Regions from separate parts of the Homo sapiens genome. Here region 2 is linked to region 1. The links are chromatin loops, found by intact Hi-C in ENCODE. Cell type or tissue: ovary. All regions are shown on one strand. Each heading gives the region's core, and the rest is flanking DNA. Links, peaks and the distances in the headings are about the cores only.

What was found. A loop is a pair of places that touch in the nucleus more often than their neighbours do. Peaks named below come from ENCODE experiments on the same cell type or tissue, not always from the same donor. Only the 100,000 strongest peaks of a DNase experiment are listed, where the experiment ranks them.
Region 2: a loop joins it to region 1, with 5 times the contacts of the local background. A loop is called at or near these places in 110 of 110 quality-filtered maps.

The regions. Positions count from the first base shown.
Region 1 is chr12:122,857,437-122,862,798 of GRCh38, reverse strand. It overlaps HIP1R (huntingtin interacting protein 1 related), which reads right to left. Exons shown (of 32, transcript NM_003959.3): 19 at 4,550-4,697; 20 at 4,364-4,450; 21 at 3,854-3,961; 22 at 3,602-3,738; 23 at 3,263-3,373; 24 at 2,969-3,027; 25 at 2,722-2,752; 26 at 2,589-2,651; 27 at 2,276-2,376; 28 at 2,015-2,120; 29 at 1,760-1,883; 30 at 1,607-1,668; 31 at 1,285-1,491; 32 at 1-1,093. The coding sequence ends at 1,046. Among named protein-coding and RNA genes, the nearest start is that of HIP1R, 25 kb to the right of the region's middle. RefSeq lists a silencer at 2,023-2,317. In ovary, for the core only: a CTCF peak has its summit at 2,395 (motif pointing left); a DNase peak (open chromatin) is centred at 2,358; H3K27ac peaks cover 1,989 bases.
Region 2 is chr12:122,949,300-122,954,661 of GRCh38, reverse strand. ABCB9 (ATP binding cassette subfamily B member 9) reads left to right here. Exons shown (of 12, transcript NM_019625.4): 3 at 4,097-4,211; 4 at 4,744-4,874. Among named protein-coding and RNA genes, the nearest start is that of ABCB9, 14 kb to the left of the region's middle. In ovary, for the core only: a CTCF peak has its summit at 2,129 (motif pointing right); a DNase peak (open chromatin) is centred at 2,161.

The DNA.
Region 1 (5,362 bases), core at 225-5,224:
GGCTGGGGTGGGGGGAGCAGGAGGGCATGGCAGCTGCTGGCTCTGTCCTCCCAGCCTGGTCCCACCCCTCCTGCCGCTCTCCTTGGGCTCAAGGGACACACATTCGTTCAAATCTGACGGGCAAAGCCAGGGCCTAGCCCACTCTAGCCGCAGGGTCCCCTCCCTGAGGGCCCTGGTCCAGCACCTGGGTTTCTGGGCTTTTTCTGGCTGAGCTGGAGGGCCTAGGGCCAAGCCCACTCTCCGGAGGGCTGGAAACCACCCCTTCAGGTGGGCAGTGGGGCGCGGCCAGAACGGGGGAATGGAAAACAGGAAATGGGGGTGGCTGCAGATTCCAGCTGGAAATGGAAACTCACTCCAGGAGTGAAGGCAGCGCCCGGGCCGCTATGTCTCACCTCACTCCCCAGAAAGCGGCCCCTTCCAGCATCTGACCCCTCCTGGGGGGCTCCCATCACGGAGGCCCGAGGGCCAGGCCTGAGGAGTAATGGGCGACATTCCTCTAGCCCACACAGAGCCTGGTCTGCGGAGACCACGCAGCTGGAGGGCCTGGTAGAATCGGTGCCCCAGAAGGCCACAGACAGGATGCCTGACCCTCGTCCCATCAGCCGGCACGGGCTGTGTGCCTTCCATCCATCCACGACCTTCAGGAGTCCAGAAGGCAGGGAGCCCCACGCTGGCCCGGTTTCCCAGTGTGCTGACTACAAACGTAGGAAGAAGAGCTCTAGCTCGGAATATTAAAAACACTATTTTCTGAAGAGGAATATTAAAAACACTATTTTCTGAAGAGTTGAGGCTCAGGCCTACCGGGTCCTGGCTGCACCCCAAAGTTCCTTCTGCAGATAAATAAGAGACTCACATCCAGAAGCACCACCCACATGGCCCAGGACCCTGCAGGCTCAGTAAGGGCCAGGGGCCTTGAGGACATTGATCCAGACGGTGGGGCGGGAGGCTTGGGCACCAGGTGGAGGGGCAAGGCCTCTCGGTCCTGTCAGGGCAGTTGCAGAGGCCCAGGCCTGTCACCAGCCACCCTGCTGGACCCCTGGGGGGCCTAGTAGTTCACGAGTTGAGCTGGGTAGATGCCATCCTTTTTGTCAAGCTGCAGGGGTTAAAGGTGGGGGGTCAGTGGTCACAGCCAGGCACCTGGGGCCCCACCTCTCCCTTGAGCAAGCTCCTCCCTGCATGTTGTCAGTGGTCCCTGACTTCCCCAGGGACGTGCACCATGTGCCCCTCTAGGGCTGGGGACAGCACCCCCGTCCAGGAACTCCCCCATCCCAGTGCAGACGGCACCTGGTGGTCCTGTCTGGGGGCCACGCTGGGCTTCTGGGCCAGGGGTGGTTTCTTGGTGGTTACACTTCGGGGGGCAGTGCTGGGCCGGATGGCCACCTCCTCTCCAGGGCTGCCTGATGCCCCAGCCAGCACGTAGTGTTGCTTCCGCAACTCCCCCAGCCGCATGCGTTCAGCCTCCAGCGTCTTCTCCAGCTCCAGGACACGCACCTGTAGCCACACGGCCTGCTCAGCCCAGCCCAGCCTCCCCAGGGAGCTCTCTCCTGGGTCCAGGCTTCGCCCGAGGGATGAGCTCAGAGGTCACGGGGCAGCCATGGGCGCCTACCTGGGTCTCCATCTCCTGCTTCTTCAGCTTGATGAGGGACAGGCCGGAGAAATCCATGGTGTCTGTGGCCGGAGGACAAGGGGGTGAACATCTGGGCACCCACCCCCATTCAGCCTCGGGAGCCAGCAGCCCCCGTTGGCATCTGGCACTCACCTCTGTCCTCAATCTGCTCCTGGCCTGACTTGGTGGAGGCCACCACATTGGCAGCCCTCTCATTGACTGTGCGAGAACATTCCTGCAGGCGGCTCAGGTGGGGGCTGTGCTTGTTGGCCTTCACCTGAGGGGCGAGAGGTCAGGGTGGGCCCAGGTCTCCCAGCTCAGGGCAGCAGCAGGCCTGGGCTTGGCAGCCACAGCCCAGGCCAAGCTGGGCCCAGAGCCCAGTGTGCTGCTGTCGGCGTGCAAGCTCACCTTGGAGGCCGCCACCAGCTGGGCCGTGCTGGCTGCGATCTCGTGGGAGCAGACGATGAGCTCCTCATACTTGCCCGTGTGAAGCACCACCTTGTCAGCTGCCTCCCTGCGGGTCAAGGGCCAGTCAGGGCCAGGGTCTCTGACCCCACGGACGGCTGGCACCACTCCACACCCCCTCTACTCCCTGCACCCTGTTGAACCCCAAACTGCTCCAACTGGCAGGAAGCAGCCCCCTGCCCCCCCCCACCCAGGGCAACCTACACCAGCTGTGTGGCTCCCCAGCCCACAGCCTTGGAGGCCGAGATGAGGCCTTCGGTCCAGCGCGAGTTCTTGGCGTAAAATTCCTGCTGCGTGGCTGCCCCCTAGTGGCGACGGGAGAACAGGGCAGGACATGCCAGTCAAGGACACCAAAGGTGGAAAGTGGCCCTCAAGGGCCCTCTCCCCCTCACTCTGGCCATAGGGCGCATCCCTGAGGCCTCCCTGTGGTAGGGGGTGGAGGGTCTCATGCCCAGGGTGGCCTAGGCTGGGGGTCAGGCTCCTTGTGGACTGTGCCCTGCTGCCGCCGGCCCCTCACCCTGCCGCTCTCCACGATCTCCTTCTGCAGGCTAGTGGATGTCGTCACCAGGAGCCGGATAGCCTGCCGAGACCAAGACAGCAATGACTGGTGGCCCTCCAGGTGCAGACCCCCCCGGGTCACAGCCCCTCACCTTCATCAGGTCTGTGCAGGAGTTGAGGATCCTGGGGGAGAGAAGGAGAGACTTAGCTGCCGCTCTGCAGAGCAGCCCACACGACGCCATGGCGGGCCTGGCCACATCAGGGCTCAGCAGGTGGGGAGGGAGTGTCTGCTCTGAGCCAGGCCTTCCTTTCCCGTGAGCAGAACAGTTGGGGGCAGAACCTTAGGGGCCACGGGGAGCCCACCTCGGCTGGGCCTGGGGGGACAGAAGGGGGGCTCACCTCTCGTTCACCTCCAGCTTCACCCCCGAGCTGGCGTGGCGTGCCTGGTTCATCATGTCCTGCACCCAAGAACAGAGCCGTGAGCTGGCTGGGAGGAGGGGACCGTGGTCCTGGGAAAGCCAGGGCTGCCTCCTGCCCTCTCAGCTCTGACCTCACAGGCCCCTGGAAAACGCCATCTGTCCTCTGTCTGGAGGCTGAGAGCAGGAGTGGGTGCAGCCTGTACCCAGCCCAGTTGGGGCCTCCGGCCCCCAAAGCTCCACAGGAATGAGGGGAGTCCCCAGATCCCGTGCTCACCTCAATCCTCCGCACAGCATCTTCAATGGCTGCGGATGTGGCCGCCATCTCCTTGTCGACCACGGCCCCCAGCTCCTCCTGCCGCACATCTAGGCTCTTGGGTTTCAGTTCCTGGTGAGGATGGGAGTCAGACAGGGGTAGCCTCCGTCCCCCCCCGTCCCACGGGCAGCCTGGGAAAGAGGTTGGGGACCACAGGGATCGAGGAGGGTGCATGGTCCCCACCCTGTGTCCTGAGGCTGCAGGCTCCACGCACAAACACCTGTTCAGCCAACCCAGAGGTGGGTGCAGAGGTCAGAGGCAGGCCCAAGCCTCCCAAACCCACACTCAGCTGTGCCTCACCTGGCCCAGCTGAAGGATGCCCTGCAGGGGTGTCCGCACCAGGCTGGCCTGCATGTGCCGCAGAGCCTGCTGGTCCTGCAGCTGCCCCATGAGCTCCAGAGCCCGGGCCCCGCACTCCCTGCAGGTGTCTATGAGGCCTGGGGTGAGAAAGGACCGTGAGTGGAGCCCCCCCCACCGACAGGCTCCATAAGGACCCCCAGGGGAGACAAGCCAGTGAGGTGGACAGAACCTGCCATCCCAGGACCCACTTACGGTCGGCAGGGTCGGTGGGAGCCAGGTGCGAGGTGGCACCGCCATTGATGATGGTATCCGCAGCCAGGTGGGAGAAGCGGGTCAGAGCTGCCACCAGGGCGGAGGCGTCTGTGCGGGTGGGTGGGGCCAAGGTTGGGGGAGGATGACACTGAGACACTAGCACTGGGACCACCGTCGGTGGCCAGCTATCCCAGGAGGAGGAGGAAGAGGAAAGGAGGGCTCGGCAAGACAACGTCCAGGAGGCAGTGGGAACCACACCACAGTGTGTGTGGCCCCGGGCCCTTCAGTGCTCTGCCACCTGCAGACATATGGTGGCCCAGGCCCCAGAGGCAAAAGCCTATTTGTCCACAGGGCAGGGGTGGGTTCCTGGGAAGGAGCAGGCAGGGGGCATCTGCTTGGCTTCCCAGAGAGGTCCCTGCTGTCTGTAAACCTCCCAAAAGGCAAGAGGTGGCCATGGGCGCTGGAACTGGGACACAGCCCCCGCCTCCGCCCTGCCCTGGCTACACTCACCTGCCAAGGAGGTCAGGTACTGGGCGTGGCCCTCCTCCAGGGTGCTCACGGCATCCAAGGCCTCCTGGGCCCTGCTCACCAGGTAGTCTGCAAGCACGAGGAGAACTGAGGCCCCTGCCACCCGCTGCTCAGGGCTGGGGATGGGAAGGAGGCAGGGGAGCGGCTGAGTGTGGCCCCACTGTCTACCTGGGGAGCTGGTACAGCGCAGGTGCAGGGGGTCGTCCAGCTTGCTCACGGCATCCTGCAGGATGCCCGCGGCCTCGGCAGCAGCGCCCCGCAACACTGCGAACTGCTCGTCCAGCAGCCTCTGCCGCAGCCCCTGCTCCTGAGACTCCTGGCAATGGGGGTGAAGAGGACAGGTTAGAGATCCTCCCCAAGGCCAAGGATGTGCCCCAGCCCTGGAATGACCCATGGGCCACCAGTTGGAGCCCAGCTGAGACCCTCACTGGTCAGGGGGGTGGAGATTTCTAGAAAGAGGCTTCCCACACAGTGCACAGCTCAAGAATAAAAAGATAACCCAATTAAAACGTGAGCTCAAGGTCCTAAAAGACATTTCTCCAAAGATACACAAATGGCCAGGTAGCTCATGAAAAGATATGTAGCACCCTTTGCTATCAGGGAAACACAAATCAAGACCGTGAGAAACCACTCCACACCCACTAGGATGGCTAAAATAAAAAGAAGACAATAATAAGCATTGGCAAGGATGTGGAGAAACTGGAACATTCATGCGTTGCTGGTGGGAGTGTAAAATGGTGCAGCCACTTTGGAAAACAGTCTGGTAGTTTCTCAACAGGGTAACAGAGGTGAGACCCAGCAGTTCTACTGTGTTCCACACACATCAGCTATCTATCCAAGATAAGTGATGGCAGATGTTTACACAGAAACTTGTGCTCAAAGGCCCACAGCAGCACTATTTACAACAGCCAGAAAGTTGCAACAAACCCAATGTCCACCAAGTGATGAACAGATAAACACAATGTGGTCTGTCCACACGGC
Region 2 (5,362 bases), core at 241-5,240, 92 kb before region 1:
AATCAGCCGGGCGTGGTGGCACACGCCTGTAATCCCAGCTGCTCAGAAGGCTGAGGCAGGAGAATTGCTTGAACCTGGGAGGTGGAGGTTGCAGTGAGCTGATATCGTGCCACTGCACTCCAGCCTGGGTGACGGAATGAGACTCTGTCTCAAAAAATAAAAAATAGGCCGGGCACGGTGGCTCACACCTGTAATCTCAGCAAGGGGGGGCAGATCACCTGAGGTCAGGAGTTCGAGACCAGCCTGACCAACATGGAGAAACCCCGTCTCTACTAAAAATACAAAATTAGCTAGGTGTGGTGGCGCATGCCTGTAATCCCAGCTACTCGGGAGGCTGAGGCAGGAGAATCGCTTGAACCCAGGAGGCAGAGGTTGCTGTGAGTGGAGATCGCACCATTGCATCGCAGCCTGGGCAACAAGAGTGAAACTCCGTCTCAAAAAAAATAAAAAAAATACATAAAAAACAAATGGAGTCCTTTTTTTTTTTTTTGAGGCAGGGCCTCCCTCTGTCACCCAGGCTGGATGGAGTACAGTGGAGTGATCACAGCGACTTCAGCCTTGACCTCTCCAGCTCAAGTGATCCTCCCACCTCGGCCTCCCAAAGTGCTGGGATTGCAGGTGTGAGCTACCTTCTGTAGCCTAAGATTCTTTAATATGGATTTCATGGCAAACCAAATGTATAAACTTGGGCAAGTGACTTAATCTCTCTGAGCCTCAGTTTCCTCTTTTGTGTAAAGAATACATTTCCACAAATGGAAGGAATAATTGTACCAAACCTATAGGATTACTGGGTGGCCTTTGAGACTTAAGAAGGTAGGGGAGCAGATATCTGGGGTAAGTGGCTGGGTGTGGTGGCTCACACCTGTAATCCCAGCATTTTGGAAGGCCGAGGCGGGCAGATCACTTGAGGTCAAGAGTTCAAGACCAGCCTGGGCAACATGGTGAAACCCTGTCTCTAATAAAAATATAAAATTTAGGCCAGGTGCGATGGCTCATGCCTGTAATCCCAGCACTTTGGGAGGCCAAGGCAGGTGGATCACGAGGTCAGGAGTTCAAGATCAGCCAGGCCAACATGGTGAAACCCCATCTCTACTAAAAATACAAAAATTAGCCAGGTGCAATGGCAGGTGTCTGTAATCCCAGCTACTCGGGAGGCTGAGGCAGGACAATCACTTGAACCCAGGTGGCAGAGGTTACAGCGAGCTGAAATCGTGCCAATACACTCCAGCCTGGGCGACGGAGTGCGACTCCATCTCAAAATATATATATACATATATAAAATTTAGCCGGGTGTGATGGCGGTCACCTGTAATCTCAGCTACTTGGGAGGCTGAGGCATGAGAATCACTTGAACCCAGGAAGTGGAGGTTGCAGTGAGCTGAGATCATGCCACTGCACTCCAGCCTGGGTAACAGACTGAGACTCCATCTCAAAAAAAAAAAAAAATGTATGTGGTAAGAGCACTCCAGGCAGAAGGACTAGCCCATGCAAAGGTCCTGAGGCAGGAAGGTGCCCAGTTGTTCAAGAGCAGACACCAGTTAGCTGGAGCAGAGGGAGTGAGATGGGGCGGGGAGAAGACAAAGGTCTCTGCTAGCGGCTCAATCATGCAGGTCCTTGTGGGCTATTGTAAAGACTTTGGCTTTTACCATCTCACTGGATGAGAAGGGGGATTTGGACTGTTTTGAGCCAAGGAGCAACAAGATCTGAAGTTAGTTCCAACAGGATCCTGCCTTCTACTGTGTGGACAGGCTGATGTGAGCAAAGTTGAGAGCAGGCTACTGAGATAGTCCCAGTGAGGTTAATGACTTGGACCAGGGTTGGGGCAGTAGAGGCAGTGAAAGTGGTCAGGTTCTGGAAATGGTCTGAGTATTTGCTGGTGCATTGGAGAGTTTCACGTAATTCTTGTGCAGATTCAGCAAGAGAGTTTGCCGGCATGCTTTGCACAGCCCCTGGTACCCAGTAAGGCGATTATTAGCATTGGTGCTTGCTGGAATCAGATATTCCAGAATATTCTGTCACAGCTCATCGTTGCCCTCTTCTTTTCTGTGGGTAAACTGAGGCAGAAACTCAGGCTGGGTGGAACTCTGCAGCCTCAGCTGGAGACCTCGTCTGGCCAAGGACTGTGGGGACACAGGCCCTCTAGGCTGCCACCTCATGGTCCCAGCAGAGGGCACCAGAACTGCACAGAAAGTCTCACTACCCAAGTGTCTGAGCCAGGCCAGACTGTGCTAGCCAGACCTGCCCGGGGTTCATTCACTGACCTTTATTGAGCACCTACTGTATGCCCAGCCCCAAACCTGGCTCTGCTCATGGAAAGAACTTCAGTGGAAACAGGTCCTGGGATGAACAAGGGCCTGGCCTGGCCTGGTGATGCCACTATTTCCTTAAGAGGAGAGTGGACATTCCGGATTATTGTCGGGGGAGTCTCATTTCTGCTGCTGTAACAAAATACCACAGACTGGGTCATTTAGAAACCATAGAAACTGATTTCGTACTGTTCTAGAGGCTGGGAAGTCCCAGATCAAGGTGCCAGCAGGTTTGGTGTCGTGAGGGCCACTCTCTGCTTCCAAGATGGTCCCTCCTTGCTGTGTCCTCTGGAGGGGAAGACTGCTGTGTCCTCACGCTGCAGAAGGTGGAAGGGCGAGAGATGGCAAACCAGGCTTACAAGCCCTTTGAAAAGGGCCCTCATCCCATCCTGGAGAGCTCTGCCCTATCACATTGGCGATTATGTTTCAATATGTAAATTTTGGGAGATGCATTCAGACCACAGGAGGAAGGGAAAAGAAAGAGCCCCCAGGTTGAAAGCCAGTTTAGGTTTGAGTCCCAGCCTTTCCCCTTGCTGTGTGACCTGGAGTAAATTCCTCAGCCTCTGTGAGTCTCCCATTCCACCCCAGGATTGTTGTGAAAACACAGTAAGGCAAGCGGGTAAGAAAGCACCCAGCAAGGTGTCAAGTGCCCCACCAGGAGGGGTGGGGTGGCAATTTCCAGCATTGCTTGGAACCAGAATAGCAACGTCTTCTGAGGTTCCAGAATTTGGACTCTGAACCCATTGAGAAGAATGAAATCAACTTTGGCGTCAATCAGCCACTGATTGCCATGTGGCCTGGACGAGTCATCTCATTCAACTTCACTTTCAGCCGGACGCTGTGACTCAGGCCTGTAACCCCAGCACTTTGGGAAGCTGAGGTGGGTGGATCGCTTGAGCCCAGGAGTTAGAGACCAGCCTGGGCAACCTAGCGAAACCTCGTCTCTACAAAAAAATACAAAAAATTAGCTAGGCCTGGTGGCGTGTGCCTGTAGTCCCGGCTACTCAGGAGTCTGAGGTGGGAAGATCCACTGAGCCCAGGAGGTTGAGGCTGCACTCCAGCCTGGGCGACAGGAGTGAAACCCTGTCTCAAAAAGTTAAAAAAAAAAAAAAAAAGGAAAATATTTTAGAAAAAGAAAAACAAATTAATTTTTCTCATTTGTAAAATGGGGGTGATTCCAGGGCCTGCTCCAAAGGGAATGAAACAAAGTTCAGGAGCGGTGGCTCATACCTATAATCCCAGTACTTTGGGAGGCCAAGGTAGGAGGATTGCTTCAACCCAGGAGGTTGAGACCAGCTTGGGCCACATAGTGAGACCCCTGTCTCTACAAAAAAAAAAAAAAAAAAATTAGCCTGGCATGGTGGCACATGCCTGTATTCCCTACTCAGGAGGCTGAGACAGGAGGATCACCTGAGCCCAGGAGTTTGATGCTGCAGTGAGCTATGATTACACCACTGCACTCCAGCCCGGGGGACACAGCGAGACCCTGTCTCAAAAAACAAGAGAATGAAGCATCCTGCAGGAGCCCTGGCTCGATGCCTGGTAGCCACTATAAATAAAGAAGAACCAGCAGGCTGTGTGGATGCAAGGCCCAGTGCTCCCCTGTTCTCTGAGGAGGGGGGCATTAAGCACCCTGGGGCCCCACGATGGGCAGCAAGAGTTTGCCGAGGGAGGAAAGCCCACCGGTGGAGTGGGCAGAGGGGTTGGTGTGTGGACTTCTGGAGCCTCAGGAGGAAGGGTGCGGGTTCCCCTGGCTGCAGACGTCCCTGAGGCTGCCCTGCCTCCCCCAGGAGAGACCTTCCTGCCCTACTACACGGGCCGCGCCATTGATGGCATCGTCATCCAGAAAAGCATGGATCAGTTCAGCACGGCTGTCGTCATCGTGTGCCTGCTGGCCATTGGCAGGTAGCTGGCTCAACCCCCACGCCCTGCCCCGCACACCCCGACCTGCACCAGGGAGGGAAGGGAGGGCCTGTTCCTAAGGAAGACAGGGGCCAGGGAGGCCCTGGAAATGCCCCTGGTGGGCCTGTCCCTCAGCTGGTCACCCTGGGAACCGGCTTCCACACTGTCTTAGAGCACCCTAGAACCACACCCTCTGGTCCCTGAAAAGGGCTTCAGTCCTCAGGGTTCCCTGCTCACCCTCCCTGGCTGTTTTCCAAGTAGGAATCTGGTCCCAAACAGAACCGGCTTTGTCTGAGCTGTTCTGGAAGGAAGAGGGTCTGGCTGGCACATTTGGGTCTCTTGTCCCACAACTGTCCCCTTTGCCCTCACCTTGAGGGGGGCTCCCACTGGGAATGAGGGGGACCCCGCAGGGATGCCAGCCCTGGAGTGGGGCTGCGGTGGGGCTCCCAGGCCTGCCGGCAGCGGGAGGGGGCAGCCGGGTGTGGTCACTGGTCTGGAAGGACATCGTGCTATAATATCTCTTATCTGCAATTAGCTCATTTGCCGCAGGTATTCGGGGCGGCATTTTTACCCTCATATTTGCCAGACTGAACATTCGCCTTCGAAACTGTCTCTTCCGCTCACTGGTGTCCCAGGAGACAAGCTTCTTTGATGAGAACCGCACAGGTTGGTCCTTCCAGTGCCCTAGGTGTCCTGGGGGCTGGGCCCCACCCCTGTGGGCTTGCCTGGCACTGAGGAATGAAATGGGCGTGTGGGTGGTCTCAGCCCTCTGTCTTCTCCTCCTGCTGTTAGTTCAGGCTGGGAACACCCTGGGCTTGGCCTGTGTCCTGGGAGCTGGCTTGCTCACTGAGGTTTTGGTGTGGGCTGCGGCCTCTGTGGGGCCCAGGCCAGGCCACCCGAGGTCCCTGCAGGAGCCAAGGCCTTGCTTTCCATTGCCCCATGGAAACCACCAGGTCCAGGACTACCCACGCCTGTGGCCGACAGAGACCCTGCTCCCATGGGGGTCAGCAGGTGAGGGCCAGGGGCCACAACGGGGAAGACGATAGAATATCCACCAAGATCCAAGCTCTGAGAGACACCGGCCTGGGTCGAAGCCCTGGTTCCTCCACTCACGAACTTCACCTCTCTGATCCTCTGTTTTCTTGTCTGTAAAA